Regions from separate parts of the Homo sapiens genome. Here all the other regions are linked to region 3. A link is a contact called in ENCODE Hi-C or POLR2A ChIA-PET data. All regions are on one chromosome and are shown on one strand. The core of a region is the stretch at or near the end of the contact, and the rest is flanking DNA. Distances in the headings are between cores, read along the strand shown.

Region 1 (2,840 bases), core at 202-2,701, 1.4 Mb after region 3:
CATTTTTTCTAACAGAACCTTGTCCTTATAGGTCAGGCAGGGTGACCATCATCTGCAAGCACTTTGTCCTCTCTGACTTCAAAACAACCAATTTATGATGACACGGACAAGTCAGGAGACTCAGAGCTAAAACGAACAGGATTTTGTAGATCTAATGAAGACTCTGTCAGGCCTCATTTTGATCTGGTTAATGAGGATCTGATTGAATTTGCCATCGTGAGGTCTTCTGGGCCAGTAAACGATTTCCCTTATTTTTCTGCACAGAAACAAGGATGAGGGCGAGTTGTCAGTGTAAGCATTTGTATGTCATAAGTTGTCAGACATCATGCATTTGGTGGATGATTTGCTAGGTCATCTCAGAGAGATCATTTAATCTTCTTGTGTTTTAGTTGTTTACATCTGTGAAAGCATAATTACACATATGGGGCTTCCAAGGAAAGTTTTATTAGTGAAAATATGTAAGGTGTATTAATTTGAGGGGCTTTTGCAAAAGAGCTTTGCATCACTTTTTGCTAGACAAAGTGTCATCTTGAGGCGGTATAGAAATTCGATGGCAAGATAGTCTGAGAAAAAGTGCTTGCCAAGGAAATATCAGATCTGAAGGAAGGGAGGGGTCATTCCTGGTATTCCATGCATTTGGAGGTGACTTCTGACAGGGCTTGTTGGTACAGTATTTTCTCTGAGAGAAAAACTGAAATCATAAGAACACCATTTGGGAGCCCAAATTCAATGTATCCACAATTAAAAAAGACAAATTCTTATATGCTCAGCTTCAGATTATGAATTACCAATAACATCTTGATGGTTTTGTTCTTTTGCTTTGAGGGGACTTTGGTGCTGAAAACACTCAAAACTCTGCTTTTCACAGGCAGCACGTAAACAACAGCAAACCTGGAAGATGTTAGTCCTTCAAGATGTGCAGGTTAGCACACTCTGGTTTCATTGTACTCTCTTATGATCCAGTAGCCTCAGATCCCCCAGACCAGGTATACTTTTATAAATACATACAGAACCAATCAATATTTATTTTTGGGTCACTAAAACTATTCTAGCAAATTCCTTAATAAGGTCTCTAGATGAAAATACATCTGAAACCAAAGAATAGTTTTGCTTTCACAACTTCCAGTTCCGATATTTTAAAACACTGATTTAAACCTTTTCATATGTAACAAGTGAGACTCGGGGGGGAACCCTGTATTTCACCTTGCTGCTTACCCACTCTCTTTCTCCTCCTTCCTCCACCCCCTTGAAACTGCAAGCATGAATTCTGTTGCTTTCATCTGTGTGAATTTCCCGTTGGCAGTGCCCCAACTCTCGGAATCATTCTGTTTCCCCCAAGGGAATCAGCAGATGTTCCTTGTGTGATTGATGTACCGTGTGCTGTTCGGCTTTGCCTGGGCTTGTCCACGTGTCCTCCAAAAATGTAAACAGAGGCGCTGCAACTGTGCCTCAAAGTGGCAGGCAGGGCGGCAAGTCGGTAACAAAACCAAACAAATGCAGGAAATGTTGCTCCTTCCTGCAGTATGTGCAGGAGGGTGGCTCTCTCATGATACAGTTCTAGCTGTAGTATCTGAACAAGGTGGGTTCTATGGTGTAAAAAGTCACTTGTTAAGTGCTGTGACAATTTGTCAATCTGTGTTACTTCACACTGAAAAAATTCCCAGCAATGTCATTTCTGCCAGTATCACGGGAAATAGTTATGTAGTTAAAGTTTTAAAAGCTAAGTTCACTGCATATTGTTTATAATAGTTCAAAAGTGGGATGGAATTAAATGTGTAACAAGAATTTGGTTAAAAAAATCATGATATGTGTCTGTTTATATCTCTTCCAGATATATCTATTTTTACCATTTAAAATGAGGGTGTAAAACAGTGGCCTTAAAAATTTTTGATTGTGGGCACCCTTGGGGAGCTCAATAAAAGCTGTGAACCATCTCCCTAGAAAAATCTCCATATGCTCAACATTTTCATGTAATATAAAGAGATTTAAACAGGAACCTGTCTATCACTCAAAGGTTAAGAACTCCTAGTATTAAGAATTTAGTAGAAATAATATTTAATAATTTAGATATATGGAGTAGTGGAACAAGCAAGTTATAAAAGTATGATTCAGCCAGGTGCAATGGTTCATACCTGTAATCCCAGCACTTTGGTTGGCCAAGGCGAGAGGATCACTTGAGCCCAGGAGTTTGATAACAGCCTGGGCAGACTCTGTCTCTACTAAAAAAAAAGAACTAGGTGTGGTGGCAGCATGCACCTGTAGTCCCACATACTCTGGAGGCTGAAGTGGGAGGATTGCTTGAGCCCAGAAGTTCAAGGCTGCAGGAAGCCACTGCACTCCAGTCTGAGAAACAGAGCCAGCCCCGTGCCTCAAAAAAAATAAATAAATAAAAATAAAAAAAAGACTATGATCACATTTTTGTAAAAATAACCCCACCATATATAGTTAAAAAAAAGGGGTGGGGGCTTTGAAAAGCTGAACATTTAGATGCTAATGATGGCTTCTCTGGGGATGATAAGTTTTCTCTGCAAGTCTTCTTTTCTCTTTCCCTTCCTCCCTCCCTCCTTTCTTCTTCTCTTTCTTCATTCATGTCTCCCTCTCTCCCTTCTTCTCCTTGTTTTCCCTTATTTGTATCTTCTAACTTTTCTACAATTAAACAAAAACTACCTTTATGAAAAGAAATATGTCATGTAAGTTTGTTTTAATTAAACAAAAATGCTGTAATCAGCTTTGGCAAGTATGTTAGAACATCTGGGGACATTTCCAGCACCCCTCTTCATTCACCGCATGGTGAAACACTAGGAAGAAGTCACATTAGAATGAAGGGACACTATTTCTGA
Region 2 (3,112 bases), core at 265-2,764, 1.6 Mb before region 3:
TATATCCAAAAGAACTGAAAACAGGATCTTAGAGATATCTGCACACCCGTGTTCACTGCAGCATTATTCACAATAGCCAAGAGGCGGAATCAGCAGAAATGTTTATGGACAGGTAACTGGGTGGCATATACATACAGTGGAATATTATTCAACATTTATAAAAAGAAGAAAATCCTGTCATATACTACACTATGGATGAGCCTTGTGGATATCATGCTAAGTGAAATAAGCCAGGTCCTAAAAGACAAACACCTCATGATTCTACTTATATGAAGTATCTAAAGTAGTTAAACTCTTAGAAACAGAAGTAGAATGGTGGTTGGCAGGGGATGGAGAAAGAGGAAAAAGTTGTTCCATGGATATAAAGTTTCTGTTTTGCAAGAAGAATAAGTTCTAGAGATCTGTTGCGCAACAATGTGCATGTGGTTAACACTACTGTACACTTAAAAATGGTTAAAATGGTAAATTTTATATTTTGTGTTTTTAACCACCACTACCAAAAAAAAAAAAAAAAAGCTAGGGAACTAAATTGTTATTTTGAAAACACACATAAGGGAAAGAATCGGCTGGGTGTGGTGGCTTACACCTGTAATCCCAGCATTTTGAGAGGCTGAGGCAGGAGGATCACTTGAGGCCAGAGTTCAAAACCAACCTGGGCAACATAACAAGATGCCCATCTCTAAAAAAAAAAAAATTAGCCAGGGGTGGTGGCACTTACTTAAATGGGAGGACTGCTTGAGCACAGGAGTTTGAGGCTGCAGTGAGCTATGATCACACCACTGTATTTCAGCCTGGGTGACAGAGAGCCTGTCTCTAAAATTAAAAAACAAAAAAAAAGTAAGAGAATCAAGCACCCATACTGCCTTTCCTACATTAATTGTATCTCAGGAGCCAAATAGTTGAAGGGAGGTTTCTCTTTGTAGAAGAATTGTGGTTAACAAATGAAGTAATATTGAAATTTTTTAGGCTCAAGCGATGCTCCCATCTAAGCCTCAGCCTACCGAGTAGCTGGGACTACGGGCACGCGCCACCACATCCAGCTAATTTTTAATTTTTTTTTTTTTTTTGTAGAGACAGAATTCTCGCTGTGTTGGCGAGGCTGGTCTCGAACTCCTGGGCTCAAACGATCCTCCCTACCCGGCCTCCCAAAGTGCTGGGATTACAACAGTGAGCCACCGCGCCCACCAGAGCCAATTATTTTTAGATGAGGAAACTGAAATTCCCAAAGGGGGAATCCCCGTGTGAGAAAGCCTCGTGTAGGTGAGCTTTCCAGCATATGCCCGCCTTCTAGATTTAACCTCTGAAAACTAAATTTTAAGGTACCTTTGCTTCCAGGGGAAACCAATTCTGCCTACTTGGGAAGCCAGAACATGACCGCGTAGGCAAGACCTAGCTCTGCGCACGCGCAGAGCCACCACGTCTGGCGTTCGCGTGAGAACCTTCTGGGCGTGGGCTTCCTGCGGCTGAGTGGCAGCTTCCATCCGGTGGGTTTTGCTCGGCGCACCCGGGAGGCGGGGCCAGCGAGGCAAGATGGAGTTAGTGCAGGTCCTGAAACGCGGGCTGCAGCAGATCACCGGCCACGGCGGTCTCCGAGGCTATCTACGGGTTTTTTTCAGGTAGGCGGCCAGAGCCATGCTCTTGGCCTCTGGGGCTGGACTTTCGCTGGCTGATTTCTTGGAAGGGGTCCCAGGCTCGGGTCACCTTGGAGAATCCACAGCTCTTGTCAAGGACAACCGCCCCAATCTCTGCCTTGCCACCCCCAGGCTGGTCTCTGTCCCATATATCCCCGATACAAGACCGAAGCTATCTGTAGAGTCAGAGCTGTGACTCGGAGGCAAGGGCATCTGGGCTCCCCTCTTTTCCCACGCCCTGGAGAGTAATGAGGATTACAAGACATTAACTCAGTGACCCTGGTAAAGTTTTTTTCCCTGCACTGCCGTACAGTTCCTTGTCTGTAAGGCGTTGAAGGTAATAATGATGGTCCCTTCTCTTCCTGACATTCACTGATCCCACGAGCAGCATAGTTTCGCAGAAACCTAAATGGAGACCCAGAGTGGAATGAAAGAGCCTGGAGACCTTCGTATCATTGTAAGAAGATGAAATACTTTGGCTTTTTGATTTCCTAAAGGTTTTGCTAATTCCAGTGCCTCCTGGCTGAGGGATAGTAGATACAAGTAGTCCTGTAATCTGAAGAGACTACATTTATATTTTTAGTGTAATTTGAGCACATCAGTTGTCAATTCATCTTTTCCCATCCCCAGCACTTCTTCATTTTGCTAGTTGATGCAGCAGCCCTTGTGTCTGAAAGTTGTTACTCTCACTTTATTTCCGTTTATGTTTTGAACTAAGAATCATTCTAAAATGTCTGTTTTCTTTTGGGTATTCACAGGACAAATGATGCGAAGGTTGGTACATTAGTGGGGGAAGACAAATATGGAAACAAATACTATGAAGACAACAAGCAATTTTTTGGTGAGTGCAGTATTTTTTAGTATGAATAATTGGATTGGGATTGGGATTTGATTTGAGTCTATTTTCCATATTATGCAATGAGCTTTTACAAAACACCTGGAAAAGGATGAAAAACTCAATAGAAAATGAAAAAAGATAATTTACAGAAAAAAGAAAAGTAAACAGCCAATGAAGGTATGGAAAAATGCTCATTCTCACTTGTAACAACAGAAATGCAACTTTAAAAACAGTGTTATATATTTTTCACCTATCAAATTTTGAAGTGTTTTTGTTCTTTTTTTTTTTTTTTTTTTTTTTTTTTGAGATGGAGTCTCTGTCGGCCAGGCTGGAGTGCAGTAGCGCGATCTCGGCTCACTGCAACCTCCACCTCCTGGGTTCCAGCGATTCTCCTGCCTCAGCCTGCCTGAGTAGTTGGGACCACAGGCGGGCGCCACCATGGCCGGCTAATTTTTGTATTTTTTAGTAGAGATGGGGTTTCACCATATTGGCCAGGCTGGTCTTGAACTCCTGACCTCGTGATCCACCCGCCTTGGCCCCCCAAAGTGCTGGGATTACAGGCGTGAGCCACTGCGTCCAGCCTTGAGTATTTTTCAAGCTGATAAATCCCAATGTGGGCAAAACCATATAAATATGTAGGTTA
Region 3 (2,719 bases), core at 205-2,704:
GCATCGTGCCAGCACAAAATATTTCTTATTGTTCTTAGTAGGTTTCTTGTATTCAGAGTTCCAGTTTCTTTAGTGCACTATTTTTTCTCTCTCATAGCTCAATGCCATTTCACAGGCCATTTCCTATGCTTGGCATACTCTTCCCTACAAGGTCAGGTAGGTTCTTACTCATCATTGAGGACTTCACTTATTTAAGAAGGCTTCCCTGAGTTCTCAAGCAGTTAATGCCTCTCTGCTAAAATAGCACCTTGGAGGAACCTGTATTACAGACAGCCCTTAACACATTGGATTGTAACTAATTGTTTACTGGTCTCTCTTCTCCATTGGAATCTAAGTTCCTGGAAGGCACGGTCAGTCTTGTCTTCATTTATTCACCATCTACTGTCTGTTAGTGTGCTAGGAAACACTGTGGTTAAGTAGTTAAGGGCCAGGTCTTGGCGGATCTGCCTGGGGACAAAACAGCTCCTTGGAAAAGGTTAACTATCTAAGCCTCATTTGTAAAATGGAAACAACACCTCCTCACGATTGCTGTGAAGATGAAGTAAAGTGCTTGCAAACAGTCCATCACACAGCAAACCATCCGTCATCAGGATAAAACGCTTCCCCAACAATTCAATTTTCGGGCACCCCCACTCTAATTCTCTCATAGGACCTCGCACTCTATAGGTAATCTCTGCTTTACGGATTACTCTGGGTTCTTTAAACCTCTCCTTGGTCATTCGTCCTGTTAACAATTCTGAGTCTCAACCTTTAGGTCTAGGCGTTCAGAACCATTCTTCCCGCCTCCAACTCGCTCCAAACCCTTTTCCTTCAGCCTACCCTGGGCCTAGGGGCGTGTCAGAGGTCCGATTTATACAATTTAAACATCAAAACTCCCCCAACAGCGTGTGAGTAACTGGAGAGACCCCCAGTCAGAGCTTTGCCACCGAGTTTCGGTCTTGCCCTCCCTTTGAGGAAGGAGCAAGACGATGAGCCCCACCTCAGTCGTTCACTGCAGAGCCAGCAGGGAACGCGCGCAATGCAGGCTGAGCTGAAAGAACGAACGCGTGAGCTGAAAGAACGAACGCGTGAATGAATGAATGGGATACGTCGTAGGCCAGGCCTCTGTTACGTCGTCCACCGGCGCGGGCGTGGCCACGGTTAAGAGAGACGCGCGCGCAGTCGCGCGCGGGTCGTGCCGTACCACCGTCGCGGGCAGGCTCGGCCACGAGCGCCAGAGCCCCGCGCCTCCCCTCGCGGCCTGTCCCAAGTCCCTGCCCCGCAACAGAGCGTCACTTCCGCCATCCCCGGCAGCGGTTGGGGCGGGGCGCACGGGGGAGGGGGCCAGGTCGGAGGGAAGCCCGCCCGTGCCCGAGCCCGCGCCCGAGCAGGGACTACATTTCCCGAGGGGCCTCGGCGGCGGCTGCGGCGACGGGCGCGGCAACGTCCCCCGGAAGTGGAGCCCGGGACTTCCACTCGTGCGTGAGGCGAGAGGAGCCGGAGACGAGACCAGAGGCCGAACTCGGGTTCTGACAAGATGGCCGGGCTGCCCCGCAGGATCATCAAGGTAACCGCCCAGGCCGGCCTCCAGCTCTTCGCTCTGCTCTCGTCGGCTCAGCTGGGCAGGCAGCGCGGCCTCTCGCCTCCTTCGGCCCGCGGCCCGCTCTGGGAGGCCCGAGGCGGCGCGGAGAGGGGTTGGCCGCGGCGGCGAGGGAAGTCGGGTGCTGAGGAGGGGGCGCCGGGGAGACTTCCGGCCGCGGCGGGGCAGCCGGACAGCGGGGACCCGGGGCTTCCAGGCGGCTGCCCGGCGGGCCAGGGAGTGCTGTCCCACGCCCCGGCGGAGGGTGGGGCGGCAAGGCTGGGGGTCTCTGGGCTTGGGCGCGGGCCTCCATAGCTTCTGAGACCACCCCCCCGCCGGAGGCCGCGGGCGCGCGGGAATCGCGGCGGGGCTCGGGCGCCTGGTGGGGATTGTGGCCCGACAAGGTCCCTCGGCAGCCAAGCCCCTCTTCTCCGCCCCGACGGGGCCGCGGAGGTGCGGCAACCGCGGGTGCAGAATGAATGAACCGGGAGGGTCAGGCCGGGCGGGGCCCTGCGCCCCGGGAAGTGGCTCTGGGAGGCCCGCGCGTCCTGCCGCGGTCAGCACATGCTCGCCCCTGGTTGCCGCGGCTGCCTGGGTCCCGGGACGTGGGGGCCCCGCGCCCCGCTGCCCTTGCTTCCGCGATCTCTCTCTTCTGAATACGTTTCCGCTCGTTTATCTCTGCGAAGTGATTTTACTCTGGTTGGCAAACTCTTTCAGAGCTGTTCCGAGGAAATAGTTTTAACACAAGGCTGGGGGAGGGCCGCAGTTATGGGGGATTCTCTTTCTCTCTCCTCTTCTCTCCTCTCCTCTCTTTTTCGTAGATATGAGGCCTCGCTATAGTGCCCAGGCGGCTTCCAAAACTCCTGGCTTCAGAGATCTTCCTACCTTGGCCTCTGTGGGGGATCTCGTGAAATCTTTTGCCCCTCAATTTTGTGCGTTTTAATTATTAATTGGCTGTTTATGAATACTGTGTTTTGACAAGTATGTATGGAACCATGACATTTTCGATTCTTTGATTTTGTAAAGTCTTAAGGAAATATCGACAAGTCTTCAGACGTGAGATATTCCTTGTCATCACAACAACTAAACCTTAAATTTTTGTGTCGGTTTTTATGAAGGAAATTAGTTGCACATTTATGTGACTAAATGCGCCAGTTAAAG
Region 4 (2,806 bases), core at 24-2,523, 1.0 Mb after region 3:
TACACCAGCACACATTCTTGGGATGAAGCCTAGCACAACTGTTTCAATGTGAATTCCTTTAGCCTTTTCTCCTTTTGGACAGGGAGTTTCACTGTGTGTGCTGACACATTGTGTGGGGTTGAGAAGGACAAGAAAGGAGACCAAAGATAAGGCAGAAGAAGCGGGTGGATACCACAGATAACACTTTAGGCAGGTTTAAAATTCTTATTGAAGAAAACTCACCTAGCAGTGGCTGAACTAGGTGACCCTGAAGGCTCCTTACAAACCTATGATTCTCATAATCTATCTCATAAATAAGCAGATTCCAGCCCCAGAAGCCTCAGTGTACCAACCTAGGAAACGGTAGCATTCTTTTTTTGAAATACTTGTTCTAAGTACTGTCTCTTCAGATCAAGAATGGTGTTCCTTCTTAATAGCTCCTCCATTATCACTACTCCCCCAATCACTATCTTTGTGACTATGAAAGCCTGACTCTGAAGGCTAATCCTTAACCTTCCTGGTCTTCTTTACTAAAGTCAGTCTTTGGTATGAGTCATTTGAGATGGATGCATGGGCCTTTTCTGTAGTAATAGCAACAACGATAGTAGCAATACTAATAGTTAATATTAATTGAGCACATACTACATGTGAGGAACATGCTGTGGCATAGGTACTATATTACTAACTACCACATGTTACTGAAGAGTAAGCTGAGGCACAGAAAATTACATAGTGCCAGGGGCAGTTAAATAGGCACTCCTAACTATAGAATGCAAATTACCATTCACACATGGGCATAGTTCCTGCCATTTACCACCCTCAGAGGCTGCAGACTTAGCTGCCAAACTGCCAAAGGTTTACACAGATGTAAATTTCAGGCTACATGAATCCCATAACTTTTTGTGCCTACTTTTCACTAATTCACCTGACTTTGACATCTCATGCTTCTATAAATGTCTTTTAACTCAGTGGTTAATAAGAAGCTAAAATGGTATTTTGGTATAATTACAAAGTAATCAGCATAAAGTTTTGGGCAACAATTGAATTAGTGGCTCCTCGAACAAAAGGACAGAACATGTTACATTTTAACATGGTGCGTAAAAAAAATGCTTACAGGATCAAGGCCATTAATCCCTTTAGTTCACTTGGACTGAGGGTGGGGAAATCCCAAGAAACAGCAATTCAATCACCTTCTTGAACAGCCCACATGCTCAGATGATTTCTGAGAAATGAACTTAACTTTTAGAGGTTTCATGATCAGCTGCTGGATGACATCCGGCACCAACTTAACCACTAATCTCAGATCTCATAGCAACACAGATCGCCTGGAACTCAAAATAGTCCTGCCTCAAGCTCTTTTCACTTCTTATCACTTCAGCAAGAGCATGTGAAGGAAAGGTGTCTATCAGCCAACAGCTGCTAATTTTCAGAGAAATGAATGGATGTGTGGCTGCTTCCATTTAATCAGTCACCATCTATCTCAGCAGTATTAATGCTTCCATTTGACCAGCCACCTCTATCTACACATACTTCTTTTTTATCTAAGAGTCTACTGGACTTTTTCAAATTCATCTGAACATGTGATATTTTCACAGGGCTCAACATTGAACAAAATCCTCTTTAATCCTAACCTTTCACCACTTTATTTTATTTCTCAACATTTCCCTTTCATAGAAACACATTGGAAGCTAATCCCCAAGACTTTGAGAGAAGTCACCCAAGAAAGTCTGACTTTGCTGGAAGATCTTTAAGCTGCTTCAAGCCTTGGATGTCATCTGATCACTGCTCTTGATTTCTTTATCCTTGGACTGCAGTTAGAGACTTGGCTGCTATAAAGTGAATTACTCTTGAATAAGGGCATAGTTTCCACTGTGATAACCTTGTTTCTATCCATGACAGCTAGGGAAACTGCAGCCTGAGAGTGCTTTGCTTGGTAGCAGGTGTAATGTAGTTTTGACTAAAATTCTGTTGAAGAAAACTCTCTCAGCTTGCCCCCAAACAATTTATGTCAGCAGAAGAAATAAATAAAGAAATAATAATAGAGTATATTGTTTGAATTTGTTGCAGTGGGGTATATTGTTTTATGACAAAAAAACAAGTATCAATTTTTAGTTGCACACTTCTAGGTCACCTAAATGGTTGGTTCTGGCACAAAATTTAATATAAGGAAATGTGAAAACTCCTCCCCTAACTTCTGCCAAGCCTCTCCTGTATGGTTAACTGCTGCTTTCATGTCCCCTGTCACTGAGAGGACTTTGGTAGTCATATTTCATCTCTGTAATTCCCATATGAACTTGCCTTAAGTTAAAAACAACCAAGGATACATTCTCCTTTGCTTTGTAGGAGGTGGTGCCCAGAGTTCATAAACTGAATTTAAATTATACCAAAAGAGATCTTCAAACTGTGAAGAAAGCCTAGCATATGACAGTTTGCTCATAAAGACCAAGTAAAGCTACTGTATTGCAGAGGAACCAACAGTTTAGTATAATCCAATTCAATTTGCAAGCAATCATTAATTATTTTCTGGGTTTATTATATCATTAATAGCTGTAAATAAGCCACGTATTTCAGTTGAAAGGAATCAATTCTACCTTTAAATCAAATTTGAAGAAGAGGAAGGGGAAAAAGAAGAAGAGGAAGAGAAGGAGGAAGAAGAAGAAAAACAAGAACATGAAGAAGAAGGAGGGGGAGAGGTGAGGAGAAGAAAAAGAGGTAGTGGAAAAATAAGGAGGAGAATAGAAGGGAGAGGGATAACAATGATACCACCTTTTAAGAAATCAAAAACTGGATCTGTTAGTCCTCCCTCCCTCTCAGGCACCCAATCTCA
Region 5 (2,854 bases), core at 122-2,621, 1.6 Mb before region 3:
TGTTTTTCCTTCCTTGGATTTCTGCCCTGAGTTTGTGGCTGCTTTCCTACAGTGCCGACCTAAGCTAGATAAAATAGAAATTTCATGACAAAACAAAGGAGATTTAAAAAAAAACTAGAAATTTCAAGAATGCTTCAAAATCTAAAGCGCAGAGTACTTTGCACACAGGGCAGTTATTCCTGCCACACCTTGCCACTACAGGTGGCCACTGTCAGAATGCGATGTTCCACCAATGTCTCTTCATTTCACAATTTGAAAAATTTTTTTTGTGGAGGCAGGGTTTTGTTATCTTGCCCAAGCCGGTCTCCAACTGCTGGCCCCAAGTGATCTTTCCTTGGCCTCCCAGCAGCCACTTGCCTGGCTTTCATTTCATACATCATTATTGAATAGCAGGCATTGTCCTATGTGCTTGGTAATACATCACTGAGCAAAACAGACAAAAAACGGCCATTGAGGATAATCCTCAATATATAATAATATATATATTATAGAGAGGATGTGGAATATACATATATATGTGTGTGTGTATATATAGAGAGAGAGAGAAAGACTCATTGTGTCACCCAGGCTGGAGTGCGGTGGTGTGATCTTGGCTCACTGCCGTCTTGACTCAGGTGATCCTCCCACCTCAGCCTCCAAGTAATTGGGACGACAGGCACGCGCCACCAGGACTGGCTAATTTTTTTGTAGAGACGGGTTTTCGCCATGTTGGCCAGGCTGGCCTCAAACAACCGGGCTCAAGTGATCCGTCCGCCTCGGCCTCCCAACTTGCTGGGATTACAGGCGTGAGCTACCGTGCCCAGTCTCTAGTGATTATATTCTTGCCCTGTTTAGCCATTATGTCTCTTTACTCACAACAGTTTATAAGTGAAACTTTGCCTTACCATTTGCATGAGTCGGCCTCAGCTTGTCATTATATATAAAGCTTACTAATGTAAATGACGAGTTAATGGGTGCAGCACACCAACATGGCACATGTATACATATGTAACGAACCTGCACGTTGTGTACATGTACTCTAGAACTTAAAGTGTAATACAAAAAAAAAAAAGTTTAAATATGATTGGACTCTACCCCAGAGCCCAGTTTTCCAGAAATTAGAAACAGATATGCCTAAGACCCAGAGGGTTATTTATTACTCAAATCTAAAACGTTGACTCAAAACCTCCCCTAATGCCCACCTTTGGCAAACGATGCTTAAACCTTTGCACGTGGCTTCAAAAATTACCTGGCTGGGAACGCGTAGCTCTGGCGGGGCACTCTGCCTCCAAGCCAAAAGGGGGCAGTGGACTCACAGAGCCGCTGCTCGGCCCTCCGATCCCTCCACCCCACCCTGGGAACGTCACGACCTCCTCTCGCCGCTTCTCCCCGTTGCTAATGCGCAGGCGCTGGCGGGATAGCGCGCCGCCGAGCCGAGAAAGAGGTCACGAACTCTGACCCCCCAGAAATACCCAAACACAGAAAGCTCTCTCCGCCGTGAATCTCGATCCCACATCCCGTCGGCTTTCTTCAACCTCTCTTCCCGGAGCGCCCCCCAATCCACGAGTGGCAGCCGCGGGACTGTCGCGTCGGCGCCCGACGCCGGAGTCAGCAGGGCGCAAAAGCGCCGGTAAGAAACGCTGGGTGGGGACACCAGCGACCGCGTCGGGGGCGGGGGCCAGGGGGTGCCCTTCACCCCAACCGCCAACGGACGCGGTCCCAGCGCATCCCCCGGCCGGCGTCCTGCGGCCAGCGGAGCCGTTCAGTTTGGGAGCGCCGCTTGGGGCTGCTCGACTTCGGCTGGGAGCGCGGAGCTGCGGCGCCAAATGCGCGGGGCCCCGGGAGAGGCGGGGGCGACAGGGGCGGCGGGACGCGGGGCCGGACGGCGAGCGGCTTGGAGCACACAACCCCCTTTCCAGCTGCGCTTACCGCAGCGCCTCTGACCTTTAACCTGCAGGGAAAGCTTCCGCGGCGCTGCAGCTTTCCCCGCCCGGGAGAGCCGCGCGCAGCGCCGGGGCTTCCAGGGCGCACGGCTAACGCCGGCACGAGTGAGACGTGGGAGAGGCCGACCCTCGGCTAGTGGCCGCAAGTCCCGGCCTGCATCCCGTCACTAACTCCCGTGCTTTCACGGGACGGACAGAATGACTCCCCCCACTTTCACTTTTCTCTCACGGCAAATCTGGCCAGGGTCGTCGCTGCCTGTGGGCCTGGATCTTTTCAGAAGAAATGGAACGGCCCCAGGGTTCTCACTGCAGGGGGCATGTCCAAGCTTCCGATAGATAGCTCTTTTGTTAAGAAATAATTCTTCCAACTCGGGCAGATACCATTTTTGTGCAGTACGAATGTTGCCAGGTTGTCCCATAATCTTCAGTAAGTAGGTCAGCCTTTAAAAAAGTAACCGGAAAGCAAAAGCAGAAAGACCTAAAATTACGGCCTTTAGGGTTTAGTACCGCTAGAATTTGTAAATGGACCTTCGATTTTGAGCTTTTTTGAACCATTTCTGCTGTGTGGTTGGTGATACTCGATTTTTTTTTCTTTTTTTTTTTTTTTTTTTGAGAGGGAGAGGGAGTCTCACTGTCGCCAAGCTGGAGTGCGGTGGCGCGATCTCGGCTCACTGCAACCTCCGCCTCCAGGTTCAAGCGATTCTCCTGTCTCAGCCTCCCGAGTAGCTGGGATTACAGACACGAGCCACCACACCCAGCTAGTTTTTTTGTTTTTGTTTTTGTTTTTGTTTTTTGTATTTTTAGTAGAGGTGGGGTTTCACTATGTTGGCCAGGATGGTCTTGATACTCTGACCTCGTGATGTACCCGCCTCTGATCCACCCGCCTCGGCCTCCCAAAGTACTGGGATTACAGGCGTGAGCCACCGCGCCCG
Region 6 (3,034 bases), core at 351-2,850, 1.1 Mb after region 3:
ACCTGATCCCAGGACCAGCAGAATCAGCCTTATCTGGGAACTTGTTAGAAAGGCAAATTCTCACTGCAAAAAATAAATAAATAAATAAATAAATAAATAAAATAAAATGACATGCATGTAAGGTAATGCGTATATTAGTTAGCTTGATGTAGCCATTCCACAATGTGTACCTATATTAAAACATTGTTGTACACCATAAATAGATAAAATTTTTGTCTGTTTTAAATAAATTTTTTTAAAAAAGGAAATAATGTGAATACTAATAGTAAAAACATCAGCAAATCCCTTAAAAAACAAAAAACAACAACAAAAAAAACTTGGTATGCAACAAGATCCAAAAACATAAAAGTAAAACAAAACAAAACAAAACAAAACAAAAGAGAAAACAAAATAAGAAAGAAATACAAATTCTCCAGAGCTACTGAATTCTACACTCAGGGGGTGGACCCTGCAATCTGTGCCTTAACAAGCCCTCCAGCTGTTTCTGATGCCTGCTCAAGTCTGAAAACTGCTGGCCTTAAGCAGTGATTGGCAAACTCTGGTGCAGATTAGAATCACCTGGGGAGCACTTAAAACTCCCAGGGCTCAGGCCACATCCCAGACCAATTAAATGAAAAACACTGGAGGGAGATGAAGCGGTGATGTCTGCACCAGTTTTTAAAAGTCAAATAAGATATTTCCAGGAAGACACAGTAAGAAGGCATTTCTGGCAGAGGGAAGAGTCCACAAAGGCACAGAAGCATGAAACAGCTCTGTATTTTGGAGGTAAAATCAACACTATTACTGAAGCATAAAATTTAAAGGGGTGGCCAGGCATGGTGGCTCAAGCCTGTAATCCCAGCACTTTGGGGGGCCGAGGCAGGCGGATCACTTGAGGTCAGGAGTTCGAGACCAGCCTGGCTAACATGGCGAAACCCCGTCTCCACTAAAAATACAAAAAAAATTAGCCAGGCGTGGTGATGCGTGCTTGTAATCCCAGCTACTCGGGAGGCCGAGGCGGGAGAATTGCTTGACCCCAGGAAGTGGAGGTTGTAGGGAGGCGAGATTGTACCACTGCACTTCAGCCTGGGCGACAGAGTGAGACTCCGTATCAAAAAAAAAAAAGTTTAAAGGGGACAGTAGACAGAGGTCAGTTCACAAGGAGCCTCCAGGCTGCTACTGCGTGGAGGATGAATTGAATCTTACTTATAAATATATTTTGTCTGTTTTTTATTGGAAAACTGGCTTGGGTTCCATTTTGCTACCTACCCATCTTGCGTCCTGGTGTTGACTTTCCTATCAAAACCATTCCTCTGAGCTGAGGCTGTTTATAATTAAGATCAGTGATTATCTAGCACTCGACAAAACTCAGCCACTGCTGCTCTGAGCGGAAGGAGAGACAGACTTAGTAGCAGATAACTCAGAAAAGAGGATCTGAGACAAAGCAAAGGAGCTACAGAAAAGGAAATGGTTGCTTTAGCTTTTTATTCCACCCTCCCCCCGACAGCTGAATCAGGGAGCGACTCTGGAATAAGTGCATCTGCCCTTTAAGAAATCAAAGCCAGACTCAGGAAGTGGGTGGGAAGCCTTCTAAAGAGCCTCAGCTGCCGCGTGCCTTCTGTCTGCTGTGGGCCCAGCAGCTGCACAGACCCCTCTTGTTGGGAGACAAGACAGGGCTCTTTCTCTCCCGTGACCTCAGCCTCATCTCCAATCGTGGGGAAGAGAGAAACTGAAATTCTTCCTGTGACTGAACACATGAGAATGCAACAGTTACTTGGGGTAACAGGTTTCCTGTGGGTCCTGTGTGAAGAGTATGCATTCATTCCAGTGTCGGGGAGGGGAGAAGAATGAGGAGGAGGCAGGTGCGTTCCATTCTTTGATTTGTATAATACAAATATTTCCAGAGGACAAAGATGGGCAGAAGCTTTAAGCAACAGCCATCTTCCATCTCGACAGAGGGAACCATGGTGGTTGAACAAAGCACCTAGCACCCTCTGCCTGCCTCTCCTCCCTTCCACCTCCCCTTGAACATTTTTAGGTTTTCAAATGTAATAAAGAAGTCTACTGTTCCAATGGGATTCAAGGTCAGCTCTAACTAGGTGTTCACATTCATAGCCTGCTGACCAGATCAGAGGCAGTTTAATAAAGCAACTGTAAATCAGCTATGAAGATGGTGAACACCCCGGCCTGTACTAACTTTATGAGGTTCAAGTCTCTATTTTTGATACCCCATGAAATAGGGAGAAGTCGGGGATGCATGTGTTTTGGATAGATGAGTTAGCAAGTTGAGCCTGAGATTGTGGTGAGCAATTTAGGCACAACTTCAAGGTCAGCCTCGTTTGAAAGGGGAGGGGAGGCAGTTCTCTCCTGAGGGAATTTGTTAAGGAGCTCATCACTTGTTTCTGAATTGAGCTCTGTCGGCCATCTCAGCATCATCTGACACCTGCACACATCATATCATGTGATACACTTGGGAGAAAGGGCCAGGTCAATTTCCTCCTGGTGGGTGATTTGGTTTTCCTCTTCAGCTAATGTTTAATGTTTCTCTTTTGATTTGCATGTGGAAGCCTTACTCTATGCTAAGCTATGATAAGCACTTTACATGCCAATATGACAGCATAGTCCTTTAACCACGGGCTTTAGAATCACTCTGCCATGTTCAAACCTCAGCTTTAATCATGAAATATACCCAGGTAACAAACCTGCATGTATACCCACTGAATCTAAAAGTTGAAAAAAGTCTCTATGCTACATAAAACAAAAACAAAAACAAAAAAAATCTGAACTGTATCCCTTTGGACAAGTCACCTAATCCAGTCAAACCTGAGTTTTCTTAAATACTAAATAGGAATAGTGATAATAGTGCAGGTACTTGCCAGATTGGGTTAATATGAAGGTTCATAAATTTATTCATGTAACATTCCTACACATAGTATGTACTCAATAACGCTACATACTTTTATTATGAACCATCCTTTTCACAACCTTAGGAAGTATATACTCCTCTCCCTACATGCAAAACAAAACAAAACAAAAGAGAAATTTAGAGACTTTA
Region 7 (3,008 bases), core at 131-2,630, 1.7 Mb after region 3:
AATACAAAACGTAATTTAGCCGGTTGTTTAAGATCAGTCAAAAACTCATTAAAAAAAAAAAAAACCCAAAACTTATGTGTTGTTTTTTTACTGTGAAGACTGCAACAACCAGAGCCAACACTCAGTTTAATGTTGTACATTTCCCTACCTCAGCCCAGAGTTTTAATAAATGGTTAAAATAAGCATTGAGGTATTACAAAAGTAATATATTGTATTTAATAAAATCAAACAAAATAGAAGAAAAAACTAAAAATCTCTCCTCATCTCCTTTTCAAGTCTCAGATTTTAAAATCTTACTTCTTGATATATATGCTTCCAGAGTTTTGATAAGTATATGTAAATAAACACCTGCAAGCAATCACTAACCCATATTTTTATTTACATATTATAAATACATATTGATCTCTTGTAGACTTCAAGTATCATAAAAATAAAAAAGGTCAGTATTTGTTTACTTTTATTCCTAGTAGCAAACACAGTGCCTGACATTGTTGATGCTTAATTGATTATCTGATGAACAAATTACTCTTAAGTTAATACATCTTAGACAGTTTCCCAAGTGAGCTTTATTATTTTTAATCTTACTAGAGTTTTCCATAATATAAACATGCCATAATATTTTAAAATATCTTGTTCACCAGGATAAATATTTGTGTAGGATTAATCCCTGGAAACAGGATATTTAGCTCAAAGTCATGAATGTTTTAAATGCTGATAGACACTAGTGAAATGGTTATTCACCTATTTGGAGAATCACAGAACCATTGGACAAAGATGAAAATTAATGTCCCCTCTCCTAGTAAATTACACCAGTGTCCTACATGATTTCAGAGTGTAATAATATAGGCATGATTCCTAGGTAAAGAATCCCTGCTTTAGAGTGTCAACCTCAGTAATCTGAGGTTCACTTCACTATAAATGGTCTCAGCTTCTAATTGCAACACGGTTTGCCAGCTTTCCTTCAGAAAACAGATGTTCTCTGAGAGGAAAATTATGAGATATTGAGATATTACATCTAATTTGCCTCATGAAAATGTTAAGCTCAGTTTACCCATTTTCAAAGGCAAATGCTTCTGTGTCAGTATAGCCGTAAAAACTCTCACTCTGCCACATCGAAATCCCACATTAAGCAATGATTTTCTTATTTTCTGCTTTAGAGTTTCTCTAACTGCTCTAGTCACAGTGATGTTACCAAAATTTTTAAGAAAAAGGAGAATGCGACGTGTTTGTTTCAATTTTTATTGCAGCAGGTTGAATTAAGTAAGAACTTCCGTTTTGCCCAGCCCAAATGTGAGAGCTGCACTGAGTCATGAAAGAGAGCTCTAAGTGAAGACAGTGACTAATAGTTAGGAGAATGCTTGGTCAGCAGAAAGGCAGACCTTGATCTTCCAGTGACCAATGGCAAACTCATATCAGCACATCAGCAGGGCAATGGGTCAAAGCCATTACTGTTTTATCATTCTTGAGTCAAAACAAGAAACTGTGACGTGCCTGGTCATCAGAGCTAGTCACTTTCTTCCACATACACACCCAGATACTCCGTTTCTTTAAGTTTATTTTTCTTAAAGGAACAAAGAAAAATTAATTTAATTAGTCCCCCTGCCCATTTTCAGAGAAAACAAAGCCTCTTCTAAAGAGATGAAACTTTCAGCTGCTTTCAGGAGGAAGCATGCTTTTATTTAAGGGACTGTAACTGATTTATAAGAGAATAAAGCACTCTTCGTTTACTCAGCTAGAAATTATATAGGCCTTTCCTCATTTCACTTCCAAAAGAGGAACATTTGGATATTGCAGAGAACCGACTTTGACATCTTTAGAGAGTGGAATCACTTGGCTGGGCTCATTTCCTGGATCCTGTGTTTTCATAGCACAGTTTCAAAGACAGTGTAAAGCCAACACACACTTAAAATTCTTGGTTTCTATCAAAACAAATCTGCCATTTCCTGCTTTACTTTTTCAGTGAGGTTCATTACAGTGCTAAATTTGAACCTCATTAAAAAATAACATCTACACCTGTCCTTAGATTATTCCTAAAAAGTAACATTCTCCTATTTTATAGTAAATGCTACTGTATGCAAACTTGAAATCTATACTTAATATCATTGAGTAAAAATGTGACCAGACTTAGGTTTTAAACTATGAAACATATGTGTATAAGTTCTTCCCCTTTTGCCCTTTGAGAAATCAAATTGAAATTCAACTGAGGAGGAAATAGGCTAATGCAAATAAGAAATTGTCATCTGGGCTTTTGCTACTCAAAAGGTGTTTTTTGAAACAATAACATCAGCATTAAGTGGGAACTGATTATAAATGCAGTATGTAGGGCTGCACCCCAGTTCTCCCTATTCACAAAGTACATTTTAAAATATTCCCGTGTGATTTGCATATACATTATTCCCCCTGTCCTTAGAAGGTATGTTTCAAGACCTCCAGCGGATGCCTGAAACCTTGAATAGTACCAAATTCTATATATACTACTTTTTTCCTACCTATCTACGATAAAATTGAATTTATAAATTAGGCACAGTGAGAGATCAACAGCATTAACTAGTAATAAAATTGATCTATTGTAATAAAAGTAAAATAAGAGTTACTTGAACATAAGCACTGAGATACTTCAACAGTCAATCTGATCACCAAGACAGTGACTAGTGACTAATAGGCATGTGGTGAGTACAAGATGGATACCTGGACAAGGGATGATTCATGTCCTGAGCAAGTTGGAGTGGGGACGTTGGGAGATTTTATCAGCTCCTTAGAATGGCACGCAATTTAAAACATACGACTTGTTTACTCCTGGATTTTCCATTTAATATTTTTGGACCGTGATTAATTACAGGTAACTGAAGTCTTGGAAAGTAAAATCAAGGCTACTGGATAAGGGGAACTACTGGACATTACTTTGAGAAACCCTGGTGTAGGTCATCGCTGTGAAGCTATGCAGAGACCCTAAATGTTTCATTCTTTAAAATACACCATTGTGTGATGAAGGCCAAATATTATAGGTA

Evidence for each region. Hi-C counts contacts between places; a loop is a spot of excess contacts on that map. ChIA-PET counts read pairs that join two places held with the same protein, here RNA polymerase II (POLR2A). Pooled maps may share reads with other maps.
Region 1: a map of naive thymus-derived CD4-positive, alpha-beta T cell shows a loop between it and region 3 (2.8-fold over the local background). The contact joins the enhancer-like site here to the promoter of UBE2N in region 3. A Hi-C loop is called at or near these places in 1 of 168 maps with a recorded cell type or tissue (naive thymus-derived CD4-positive, alpha-beta T cell), 1 of 37 single-sample maps with no recorded cell type and 3 of 50 pooled maps.
Region 2: a map of CD8-positive, alpha-beta T cell shows a loop between it and region 3 (5-fold over the local background). The contact joins the promoter of NDUFA12 here to the promoter of UBE2N in region 3. A Hi-C loop is called at or near these places in 2 of 168 maps with a recorded cell type or tissue (CD8-positive, alpha-beta T cell and naive thymus-derived CD4-positive, alpha-beta T cell) and 12 of 50 pooled maps. POLR2A ChIA-PET finds 5 or more read pairs at or near these places in 1 of 52 experiments (activated CD4-positive, alpha-beta T cell).
Region 4: a loop to region 3 is called in a pooled map, with 2.5 times the contacts of the local background. The contact joins the enhancer-like site here to the promoter of UBE2N in region 3. A Hi-C loop is called at or near these places in 4 of 50 pooled maps.
Region 5: a loop to region 3 is called in a map of naive thymus-derived CD4-positive, alpha-beta T cell, with 17 times the contacts of the local background. The contact joins the promoter of NR2C1 here to the promoter of UBE2N in region 3. A Hi-C loop is called at or near these places in 1 of 168 maps with a recorded cell type or tissue (naive thymus-derived CD4-positive, alpha-beta T cell) and 8 of 50 pooled maps. POLR2A ChIA-PET finds 5 or more read pairs at or near these places in 1 of 52 experiments (OCI-LY7).
Region 6: a pooled map shows a loop between it and region 3 (5-fold over the local background). The contact joins the promoter of LINC02391 here to the promoter of UBE2N in region 3. A Hi-C loop is called at or near these places in 2 of 37 single-sample maps with no recorded cell type and 3 of 50 pooled maps.
Region 7: a loop to region 3 is called in a pooled map, with 5 times the contacts of the local background. The contact joins the enhancer-like site here to the promoter of UBE2N in region 3. A Hi-C loop is called at or near these places in 1 of 37 single-sample maps with no recorded cell type and 2 of 50 pooled maps. POLR2A ChIA-PET finds 5 or more read pairs at or near these places in 1 of 52 experiments (activated CD8-positive, alpha-beta T cell).

Annotation. Positions count from the first base shown.
Region 1 is chr12:92,033,627-92,036,466 of GRCh38, reverse strand. The region is part of intron 1 of LINC01619 (long intergenic non-protein coding RNA 1619); the gene reads left to right. Among named protein-coding and RNA genes, the nearest start is that of LINC01619, 110 kb to the left of the region's middle. RefSeq lists enhancers at 1,167-1,476, 1,200-1,494. Within about 2 kb of position 1,451, at least 27 of the 41 ENCODE cell types and tissues checked have a DNase peak (open chromatin) inside an H3K27ac peak, as active enhancers do.
Region 2 is chr12:95,002,099-95,005,210 of GRCh38, reverse strand. It overlaps NDUFA12 (NADH:ubiquinone oxidoreductase subunit A12), which reads left to right and starts at 1,514. Exons shown (of 4, transcript NM_018838.5): 1 at 1,514-1,616; 2 at 2,390-2,472. The coding sequence starts at 1,531. RefSeq lists enhancers at 1,392-1,791, 1,256-1,883.
Region 3 is chr12:93,440,682-93,443,400 of GRCh38, reverse strand. It overlaps UBE2N (ubiquitin conjugating enzyme E2 N), which reads left to right and starts at 1,454. Exons shown (of 4, transcript NM_003348.4): 1 at 1,454-1,546. The coding sequence starts at 1,517. RefSeq lists silencers at 1,049-1,508, 1,589-1,798, 1,949-2,088, 2,119-2,238 and an enhancer at 919-1,556.
Region 4 is chr12:92,402,443-92,405,248 of GRCh38, reverse strand. No RefSeq gene overlaps it. Among named protein-coding and RNA genes, the nearest start is that of CLLU1, 18 kb to the left of the region's middle. RefSeq lists cis regulatory regions at 1-407, 1,038-1,571 and an enhancer at 1,000-1,249. Within about 2 kb of position 1,273, at least 7 of the 41 ENCODE cell types and tissues checked have a DNase peak (open chromatin) inside an H3K27ac peak, as active enhancers do.
Region 5 is chr12:95,072,135-95,074,988 of GRCh38, reverse strand. It overlaps NR2C1 (nuclear receptor subfamily 2 group C member 1), which reads left to right and starts at 1,371. Exons shown (of 14, transcript NM_003297.4): 1 at 1,371-1,609. RefSeq lists enhancers at 1,274-1,593, 1,284-1,784 and a silencer at 1,674-1,953.
Region 6 is chr12:92,362,398-92,365,431 of GRCh38, reverse strand. It overlaps LINC02391 (long intergenic non-protein coding RNA 2391), which reads left to right and starts at 1,600. Exons shown (of 5, transcript XR_007063404.1): 1 at 1,600-1,841. All of the region lies in intron 1 of LOC105369902 (a long non-coding RNA gene), which reads right to left. RefSeq lists enhancers at 1,998-2,047, 2,528-2,617.
Region 7 is chr12:91,777,488-91,780,495 of GRCh38, reverse strand. No RefSeq gene overlaps it. Among named protein-coding and RNA genes, the nearest start is that of LINC02404, 96 kb to the left of the region's middle. RefSeq lists an enhancer at 973-2,172. Within about 2 kb of position 1,380, at least 14 of the 41 ENCODE cell types and tissues checked have a DNase peak (open chromatin) inside an H3K27ac peak, as active enhancers do.